Linked DNA regions of Homo sapiens: all the other regions are linked to region 3. A link is a contact called in ENCODE Hi-C or POLR2A ChIA-PET data. All regions are on one chromosome and are shown on one strand. The core of a region is the stretch at or near the end of the contact, and the rest is flanking DNA. Distances in the headings are between cores, read along the strand shown.

Region 1 (3,429 bases), core at 838-3,337, 8.3 Mb after region 3:
CATGGTGAAAACCTGTCTCTACTTAAAATACAAAAATAGCCGGGCGTGGTGCGCACACCTGTAATCCCAGCTACTCAGGAGGCTGAGGCAGGAGAATCACTTGAACCTGGGAGGCAGAGGTTGCGGTGAGCCGAGATCGCGCCACTGGACTTCAGCCCAGAGCGAAACTCCATCTCAAAAAAAAAAAAAAAAAAAAAGAAAATCAATGTAGCCCCACCTTGAAGACCAATCCGGCTTGTCTGTTTCTAGAAACTCCTCCTCCAAACCCCAAAGCCCCACCCCAACCCCTACCCCCACCACTGCCTGCAGCCAGGGCACAGGTTCTGAAATTTGACCTGGGAAGCAAGTCACAGGGGCAAACTGGCGGGTACCACCTTGCCAAGATACCCCTCCCCAGTAAAGCACCGGGCTTGCCTTTGAGTAAGTGTCTGCTCCCTTAGCAAAACCCTCTGCAACCCAACTCCGCTCGCTGCTCAAGGCGCCGGGCAGCGGCCAGTGGCCAGCACACCTGCCTCCACTTGGGATTCCGAAGGAAATGACAATCGGGTGTCGCCAAAACACACGGGCCCCTGACACAGGAGGAGGCCCACGCGGAATTCCGCATGACAGACGGCCCCCGACACATCCACTCCGGGGACCAAACCTAGGTGATGCCGTCAGCTTCTATCCCCACCCCCACCCCGAGAGAGACCACTCCGCCTTCACTTCAAAGTCCCCGCAGGCTGCCCTCATGCTGGTGGTGTGTGTCCTTGGTGGATGGTTTTCCCTTAGGTAAATCACCCTCCTTCAAAGCACATAGGTTGGGGTGGGGGCCTCACCACGGAGAGGCATGAGGTCATCGCCCGGTAGACTGGGGCGGGGCGGGGGAATCGGAACCAGAGAGACGCCCTGAACCAGAGGATGAGTTTGGGGTGGAGAAAACAGGGGAAAAGACAAAACAGATTTAGGCTGAACATCTGCATATCGGGGGTCTCAGGACGTGGGGTGGAGACAGGTCTGGACGGTGGAAGAGGGGGAGGGGGTGTCACAGGTTTGAGTAGGGGTAAAACGGCTCTGAATGGGGGGCACACTCCATATTCTGGGGATCCGAGATGGCCAGGCTTGCGTTTGGAGAAGACACGGGGCAGGACGCAGGACGGAGGTTCAGTTCGGAGGAGGGAGGGGCTTGTGCACGGATAGCTCGTCTGAGGCTTTGGTGGGAGAGCTGGATTTCGGGGGAATGGGGGCTGGTAGGGGGCACGCTGGGAGGGTGGGGGAGCAGAAATCAGCGAGATGAGGTGAGACGGGGACATCCATGCACTCAACCCGTGCCTGCGGGGACTGGTGGACACAACAGTGACCACAGACACAGGTTTCCGGGTGTCCCGGGCTGGGACTGCATTTTACTGGGGCGAGGGGCTGGTTGCGGCCTGGGCGAGCCATCGCACACCACAGGCTCAGCGATGGGGGGCGGCTTCGTGTGGGCAGGACCCAAGCTGGGAGGGTCTGAACTGGGAAGTCCCGGGGATGACAGGCCAGGGAGAAATCACCCGGGTTAGGAGGCGGGGTCTGCTGTTCTAGGGGTGCGCAGTGGGGTCCCCTGGTTGGGGGTGCAGGGCTCAGCCTATTTTAAAAAGAATGGTGGACGCTGACGGCGGCTGCGGGGAGGTCACGACTTACAGGTGGCTCGGGGTGGGGGTCACGGCAGGCCCCGACGTGGGGGGGACGCTGGGATTTGGGTGTTAACTCGGGAGACGCGGATGCTGAGGTCACCCGGGCCTAGTTCGGCCTGGGAGGCGGCATTCGAGGGGACTGGGGGCTCCTGGAGGGGCCTGAGCTGGGGTGGGGGTCGCAGCCCGCCCCGCCGTCCCGGTTTTGGGGGGTCGCAGTCAAGCTCCGCCGCCTAGGGCCCGGGGGGCGGGTCCCCGACCCCGGCCGCCTCACCTGGCTCGCTCCCGTGGCTCGCTGGCTCCCGCCGACCCCGCCTCTCCTGGCACCGCACAGCGCCCGCCTCCGGCCTCCGCAGCTCCCGCAGGCCCGGCCGCGGCCGCCGCTGACGGGATCCCGGGCTCCGCGGTCCCTAATATGGCGGCGGTCGCTCCTCCGCTGCCTCCCGGCTCCCTCCCTCCGCCGCGCGCGCCCGGCCGGCCGCGCGCACCCCCGCAACCCGACCACGCCCCCACGCCGCGCGCGGCTAATCGCGGCCACGCCCCCCGCCTACCCCACACACCGCCAGGCCCTGCCCAACACCCAGCCAGGCCCTGCCCACTCCGAGTGGCTGCGCCTGCGCGCGTTGGGCATCTCGGGAGGACGTGACGTCTCCCGCGATTCAAATCAATACAGGAAGCGCGGCTCCACGCGTTGCCCAGGGCAACCGCGGCCGGAAGAGGACCCGCGGGGTGCTAGACGTTGCAGAAATGGCTCTGGTAGATGGAGGGCGTGGTTCCCACTGGGGACAGTCGCGGAATGGGGCGCCCCAGGGCAGACCCTTCCTAGGGTAGATCGAAGCCAGGCACACCTCAGTGCGGCATTGACGTCGCGCCTAATGAGCGCAGATGGGACCCAACACCAGGTGCGTGTCCCGAACGTACAAACGTCACTGCTGAGAGTCATTAATTTATTCAACAAACCTGCATTGCGCTCCTAAGTGCTGCTCCTCCAGGCCCCAGTGAGACAGCAGGGAACAAAACAGGTTTTTAGGCCAGGTGCGGTGGCTCAAGCCTGTAATCCCGGCACTTTGGGAGGCCGAGGCGGGCGGATCACCTGAGGTACGGAGTTAATCCCAGCTACTCGGGAGGTTGAGGCAGAAGAATCCCTTGAACCCAGGAGGCAGAGGTTGCAATGAGCCGAGATTGCGCCACTGCACTTCAGCCAGGGTGACAGAGCAACACTACGTCTTGAAAAAAAAAACAAAAAACAGGTTTTTAAAAAAATTATGGGCCGGGCGCGGTGGCTCACGCCTGTAATCACAGCACTTTGGGAGGTGGAGGTGGGTGGATCACCTGAGGTCAGGAGTTCGAGACCAGCCTGGCCAACATAGTGAAACCCCGTCTCTACTAAAAATACGAAAAATTAGCCAAGCATCGTGGCAGGCGCCTGTAATCCCAGCTACTGGGGAGACTGAGGCAGGAGAATTGCTTGAACCCGGGAGGCAAAGGTTGCAGTGAGCCAAGATCGCACCATTGTACTCCAGCCTAGGCAACAGGGCAAGACTCAGTCTCAAAAAAAAAAAAAAAAAAAAAAAGGTTAAACATAGAATTGCCACATGACACAGCAGTAACACTCCTAGGTATCTACCCAAGAGAAACAAACATGTAACATCCACGCAAAAACTCACACACCTATGTGCATAGCAGCTTTATTCATAACATCCACAAAGTGCACACAACCCAAATGTACATCCACAGATGAAGGGAAAATGCTCCATTCATACAATGACACGGTGTTTTG
Region 2 (3,121 bases), core at 97-2,596, 7.9 Mb before region 3:
TTTCAAAAGACAAGAACTCCTCCCTAGGAGGCTCATCAAACAACCAGGAAAGATTAACCACGCCAGGACAGACTTTTCACCCGTTCTTCCGAGGGCAGCTGGAAGAAGTCCCTGGACGGTCCTGAAACCCAGGACCAGAAAGATAGGAGGGTGGGCTGAGGACCCAATACCCTGTGAAGTTCCCAAGAGAAGCCTCCACCCAAAGACTGTCTGATAAGGTGGCCGCGCCTAGGGAAGGTAAAAAGAGGGCAGGCACAGTGATTTTTTTTTTTTAACATCGGAGTGTCAGGGGGTTATTTTCTGCTTTGCTCGCATGTGAAATGTTCACAAACGGAAAATGAACTTTTTAAGAAGTGCCATCTAGGGCTCCTTGGAAAAGATGACAGTTAAAACACTGGGTCTTGCCAGGCGCAGTGGCTCAAGCCTGTAATCCCAGCACTTTGGGAGACCGAGGCAGGCAGATACCTGAGATCAGGACTTCAGCACGGCCAACATGGTGAACCTGTCTCTACTGAAAATACAAGTTAGCCGGACGTGGTGGCGGGCACCTGTAATTCCAGCTACTCAGGAGGCTGAGGCAGGAGAATCACTTGAACCCGGAAGACGGAGGCTGCAGTGAGCCCAGACAGTGCCACTGCACTCCAGCCTGGGCGACAGAGTGAGACTCCGTCTCAAAAATAATAGAAATAATGATAATAATAATAATGTGAAGTGGATGTACTGGAGGGAGAACTTAGGGTTGGGGAATGCGGGGAAATTTAGGGATTTACTGCAGCCCTGGGAGGAGCGAAGCTGGGGGACGGGGTCGTGGGTTTGAAACCCAGCTTCCCACACCTTTGGAAGACTCCGAAGGAAACGGGGACCGCCTAAGGGAGGAGGAACTGGGGACCCCACAGGCCACGGCTCCTCCCGCACGAACCCCACACCCGAGGCGGGATTCCCCCTAAGACCCTCCTGAGGCCCCCGCACGATCTGGGGAGACGCGGGGCTGCGGGCGCGGAGCTGCCCTGAGAGGGCTCCGGGGCCGGGACAGGACACCCGGGGTCCCGGCGGCTGGTCCAGCTCCACCCGGCGACCGAGGGGACCAAGGGTCGAGCTGCGCCTGGGGGACTCGGGTCCCAGACCCCCACAGTCGCCGCGGGGAGGCCCAGGTCCAGCCACTGCCGGTTCCGACCAGCTCCTCCTCAGGTCTCCGGACGCCCGGCTCCGCACGCTCACCATTTCCGGCTTCCGGGTGTCCTGGGTCCTTCCTGGGGCTGGAGCAGCCAGAACAGGTCCCACACGACAAAATCAGCCGTATCCGGGGCACCAGGGGCTCCCCGAGGAACTAAAACCCGGACCCGAATGGGGGGCCGGCGGGAAATGAGACCGCTTCGGGCTTTGGAAGTTGCCCCTCCTCCCGGCGCACCTGATTGGACAGTTTGCCGCACAGCGCCTCTGACTGGCTGGTGCCCCAGGTCCCGCCCCTGGGGCTTGAGCGACAGGAGAGGTGATCGGAATCCTCAAATAATCCGCTCGCTGTGTGGGGTGTGACTGACAGGTGCTACCCACAGCCCCTCGCTGGGACCTTGGACCTGGACTTGCATGGAAGCAGAACTTGCTCCCGTTAGGGTCAACCCAACCAGACTGTTCCCCTCCTTCCCCCATCAGTCTTACAATACAGTCCTTTGTGACCGCCACACAACTCCCCCCGGGCTAGAAGTAGACCTCCTCCCCACTGACCCTTCCAGTAACTGTTTGTTCAAAAGACTTCAGCTGAACCGGCAGACAGTTCCAGGATGCGGTCACAACACCTGCCCACCTTGCATAACAAAGCTGGCAAAAACATCTCCAGGATGCGGTCAGGACACCTGCACCCCCGACTCAGTTCTCACACCCCAGCCCAGTTCCTCGCCCTATAAAGCCCTGCTGTAGTCTGTAAGCGGGGCTGCCTCCTCTAACTGTGGGGGAGCAGCCCAGCAGGTTAATAAAACTTACTTGACTGACTTCAGGTCTCTTCGTCCTTTCGGCTGACCTTACAGCTCCTGGTTTTCCGGAGCAGGCCCTGTCGGCTTCCTGTACTCAGTGGGTCCTTCCTGCTGCTTTTTTTTTTTTTTTTTGAGACGGAGTTTCGCTCTTGTTGCCCAGGCTGGAATGCAATGGCACGATCTCAGCTAACTGCAACCTCCGCTTTCCGGTTTCAAGCGATTCTCCTGCCTCAGCCTCCCGGGTAGCTGCGATTACAGGCGCCCACCACCACTCCCGGCTAATTTTTGTATTTTTAGTAGAAATGGGGTTTCACCATGTTGGCCAGGCTGGTCTCGAACTCCTGATCTCGTGATCCGCCGGCCTCGGCCTCTCAAAGTGCTGGGATTACAGGCGTGAGCCACCGCGCCCAGCCGCCTCCTGCTTCTTTTTCCGGAACACCGGTCACATGAGTGTGCACGGAATTCCAGACTCCGTGTTCAGTGAAGCCATCCCTCCACCTTGGAGCTGGAGAGACTCCCAGGTCACAATGGAACAGGTAGGAGGCCCTGATGTCCTCCAGAGATCAGGAATTTATGAGGCTATTGGTCCCATGGCCAAGGCTTCCTACACGTTACTTCTTCTCAGGCTACTCCTTTTCAGCCAAGAAAATAAAAACATGCCTTAAAGGGAACAAAATTATTAAATGCAGGGAAAAACTGGAGTAAACCACTTTTTTTTTCTTTTTTTTTGAGACGGAGTCTGGCTCTGTCGCCCAGGCTGGAGTGCAGTGGCACGATCTCAGCTCATTGCAACCTCTGCCTCCCAGGTTCAAGAGATTCTCTTGCCTCAGCCTCCCGAGTCCGAGTAGCTGGAACTACAGGCATGTGCCACCATGCCCGGCCAATTTTTTTTTTTTTTTTTTTTTTTTGTATTTTTAGTAGAGACGGGGTTTCACCGTGTTAGCCAGGATGGTCTCGATCTCCTGAACTCGTGATCTGCCCGCCTTGGCCTCCCAAAGTGCTGGGATTACAGGCATGAGCCACCGTGCCCGGCCTGGAGTAAACATTCTATAAAGGTATTGCTACCAGAAAGGGGTCCAGTCCCAGACTCCAAGAGCAGAAGCTTGGACCTTGTATGGGAAAGAATTAATATTGGAGAAAAAACTGAAAAAGTA
Region 3 (3,513 bases), core at 469-2,968:
AAACTTCTTTATTTTACATAGCTTGGCTTTTTCCGTTGACAAACCACAAGCCAGGACTGGGTGTTTCTCATTCGTGAATCGTTGTTGTTGTTTTGAGATGGAGTCTGGCTCTGTTGCCAGGCTGGAGTGACGCCGTCTTGGCTGACTGCAACCGCCGCCTCCTGGGTTCAAGCAATTCTTCTGCCTCAGCCTCTCAAGTAGCTGGGATTACAGGCACGCGCCACCATGCCCAGCTAATTTTTGTATTTTTAGTAGAGATGGGGTTTCACCATGTTGGCCAGGCTGGTCTTGAACTCCTGACTTCCTGATCCGCCCGCCTCGGCCTCCCAAAGTGCTGGGATTACAGGCGTGAGCCACCGCGCCCGGCCCTAAACTCTTTAATTGTTAACGTACCTCAGTTTAATTTTTAACAGAAAAAAGTGGGCACTGGGGACCCCAAAGACCGCTACTCCTCCCACACGAACCTGTCAGAGATGATAAATTACTTTTCTAAAAGCTTTAGTAAGCTGTTCTTTGTTTCTTGAGACCGACTTCCTTGTCTCCTAGCTACCTGTTCTGTAAACAACCTTCCCGCTTTTGCCGCGCCCAGACAAGTCCAGATACGCCTTCCCGCCTAGTAACGGACAGTCCCTGTTCCTTCCCGTCTCATAGACCCTATTTAATTTGTGTGTGTGTGTGTGTGTGTGTGTGTGTGTGTGTGTGTGTGACGGAGTTGCCCAGTTGTCTCGCTCTGTTGCCCAGGCTGGAGTACAGTGGTGCGATCTCGGCTCACTGCAAGCTCCACCTCCCGGGTTCACGCCATTCTCCTGCCTCAGCCTCCCGAGTAGCTGGAACTACAGGCGCCCGCCACCATACCCAGTTAATTTTTTTGTATTTTTAGTGGAGACGGGGTTTCACCGTGTTAGCCAGGGATGGTCTCGATCTCCTGACCTCGCGATCCGCCTGCCTCGGCCTCCCAAAGTGCTGGGGTTACAGGCGTGACCCACCGCGCCTGGCCAGACCCTATTTAATTTTAAACCTTAGCCTATCGAGTTAGTTTAGATTGTGAGGTCCAACCCTAGCCAATGAGGAAAGGACACAGAAGTGCTAGAAACTGCGTTAAGGAGAAAAACCCCTGCCCTACCCCGCTCGCTGTGCTCTTGTGACTGGCGCAAGCTGCACCCTTGTGTAGAAATAAATTTGCTTTGCTGAGGAATTTTCTGCCTAGATGCTGGTTTTCTTTGCGGCACCGGGCACTTGTTTCTAACAAACCCCATATCCGAGGCGGGATCCCCCCATATCCCTCCCGTGGCCCCCGCATAATGTGGGGAGACGCGGAGCTGCCCAGATTAGGCTCCGGAGCCGGGGCCGCAGTCGCCGTGAAGGGACGGGACAGGAGGCCCGGGGTCCCGGCTGCCGGCCCAGCCCCACCCTGCGACCGAGGGGACTCGCGTCCACGACCCCGGAGTCGCCGCGTGGAGGCCCGGGTCCCGCCTCAGCCGGTTCCGGCCGATTCCAGCCCCTCTCCCAGTCGCCCGGACGCCAGCCCCCTCACACACACCATTTCTCGGCTTCCAGGGTGTTCCGGCGTCCTCTGCGTGGCTCCCGCGACTAGTGTAGGTCACAGTGCAGGTTACAGAGCGACAGAAGCTCTGGTGGAGGCACCTAGTCCCTCTCGAAGCAAGAAAGCCGAGATCCTGACCGCTGTCGGCGCAGCACTAAAGGAATGGACGGAGGGCGACTGTCCCTTCCCCCTTCCCCGGATGGACAGTTGACAGGGCCCCGCCCCAGCACCCCTGATTGGATGGGGCGCCAGGCCCCGCCTCCTCCGTGCTGAGTGACAGCAGAAGCCCTGGGTAACCGGGTCCTGCAGATCATGTCTGACTTGTTCTGGCCACAGCGTCTCTGAGCGAGCAGCCTCTCTAAGCGAGCAGCCTCTCTAAGCGAACAGCCTCTCTAAGCGAGCGCCTTCCTTGAGCCCTGGTCATCAGATATTTGCATTTCAAGGCGACTTGCTCCTTATTGTTAGAAGAGGCACTGTTAGCTTCCTCATTCAAGGGGCTGTCCCTGCTCCTTCCTTCTGCACGGGATCACAAGTGTGTGCAGGGCATTTCAGACTCAGTGTTCAATGGAGAGATACGCTTGCCTCAGAGCAGGAGGGGAGCCCAGACCAGGCAAGGCACGACTGCACCAGGAGAGAGAGGCAGATGTCTTCCAGCGTGCGGGAAATGGGATGAGGCATGGCCAAGGCTTCCTCACACTGCTATGGACTCCAGCAAGGTTTTCCTTGTAAGGGAGCTAACCAAGCCAGAACTTATTAAAGATTTAGAGGCTCTCAGTACTATGTATATCTATCCCTGGTGCATTGACAGTGACTGAAGACCCATTTTTCAGGACATGCTGTGTAGGACTGAGCCAGGGAACATGATATAGCATGGCACTTTTATCTCACATATAACCCCCAAGGAGCAGGGTTAACTGAAATGAAAGATGGTCTCAGGGGAAGCTGTAAATGAGAAATTCTGTCATAGAAATTATGATTTAGGCAGGCCGGGCGCGGTGGCTCATGCCTGTAATCCCAGCACTTTGAGAGGCTGAGGCAGGTGGATCACGAGGTCAGGAGTTCAAGACCAGCCTGGCCAACATGGTGAAATCCTATCTCTACTAAAAATACAAAAATTAGCCAGGAATGGTGGCGCATGCCTGTAATCCCAGCTACTTGAAAGGCTGAGGCAGGAGAATTGCTTGAACCGGGAGGCAGAGTTTGCAGTGAGCCAAGATCGTGCCACTGCATTCCAGCCTGAGACACAGTGAGACTCCATCTCAAAAAAAAAAAAATTATGTTTTAGCCATCTTTTTTTGAGACGGGGTCTCACTCTGTCGCCCAAGCTGGAGTGCAGTGGTGCGATGGCTACTCAATGCAGCCTCAACCTCCCAGACTCAAGCAATCCTCCCACCTCAGCCTCCTAAGTAGGTGGGACTACAAGTGCCTGCCACCATGCCTGGCTAGTTTTTTATTTTTGGTAGAGATGAGGTCTCATTCGGTTGTTCAGGTTGATCTCAAACTCCTGAGCTTAAGTGATCCTCCAGCCTCAGCCTCCCAAAGTGTTGGGATTACAGGTGTGCGCCTGGCCTCTTGGGCATCTTCATTGCTCCACACCTTACAATGATAAATTCAATATTCTGTGAATATTTCCTGGAGAAATTAGCACAGCCATAACTTGTGATAAGGTAAATCAGGTGTTGAAATTTGAACATTCCTGGAAACTTCATTTAATAAACCTAATTTTGCTTATGTGTGAAAGTATTCATACATATTCATTGTTCAGACACAGATAACCATGGCAAGATGAGGTGCTATGAAAAACTATGTTGGGACAACAGGTACTATCAAGGATTATCACTGGCAAACCGGGACACATGGTCAGATGATTTCTGAGGCAGTTTTGTACCTTATGTAAAGGTAGAAAGTGTTGGAACTAGAAGACATCGAGCTGGAGTCAGTTGCAGAATTGATGCTTTGCTTGGCATGTG

What was found. A loop is a pair of places that touch in the nucleus more often than their neighbours do. ChIA-PET counts read pairs that join two places held with the same protein, here RNA polymerase II (POLR2A). Pooled maps may share reads with other maps.
Region 1: POLR2A ChIA-PET joins it to region 3 with 12 read pairs in A673. The contact joins the promoter of FZR1 here to the promoter of ZNF440 in region 3. POLR2A ChIA-PET finds 5 or more read pairs at or near these places in 2 of 52 experiments (A673 and activated B cell).
Region 2: a pooled map shows a loop between it and region 3 (6-fold over the local background). The contact joins the promoter of ZNF101 here to the promoter of ZNF440 in region 3. A Hi-C loop is called at or near these places in 2 of 50 pooled maps.

What each region holds. Positions count from the first base shown.
Region 1 is chr19:3,504,969-3,508,397 of GRCh38, reverse strand. It overlaps FZR1 (fizzy and cell division cycle 20 related 1), which reads right to left and starts at 2,087. Exons shown (of 14, transcript NM_016263.4): 1 at 1,924-2,087. RefSeq lists enhancers at 1,333-1,542, 2,353-2,612, 2,663-2,712 and a silencer at 1,883-2,032.
Region 2 is chr19:19,667,064-19,670,184 of GRCh38, reverse strand. ZNF101 (zinc finger protein 101) reads right to left here and starts at 1,346. Exons shown (of 4, transcript NM_033204.4): 1 at 1,219-1,346. The coding sequence starts at 1,221. RefSeq lists enhancers at 525-1,090, 1,091-1,657 and a silencer at 937-1,136.
Region 3 is chr19:11,812,478-11,815,990 of GRCh38, reverse strand. It overlaps ZNF440 (zinc finger protein 440), which reads right to left and starts at 1,718. Exons shown (of 4, transcript NM_152357.3): 1 at 1,541-1,718. The coding sequence starts at 1,543. RefSeq lists silencers at 1,314-1,383, 1,804-1,883.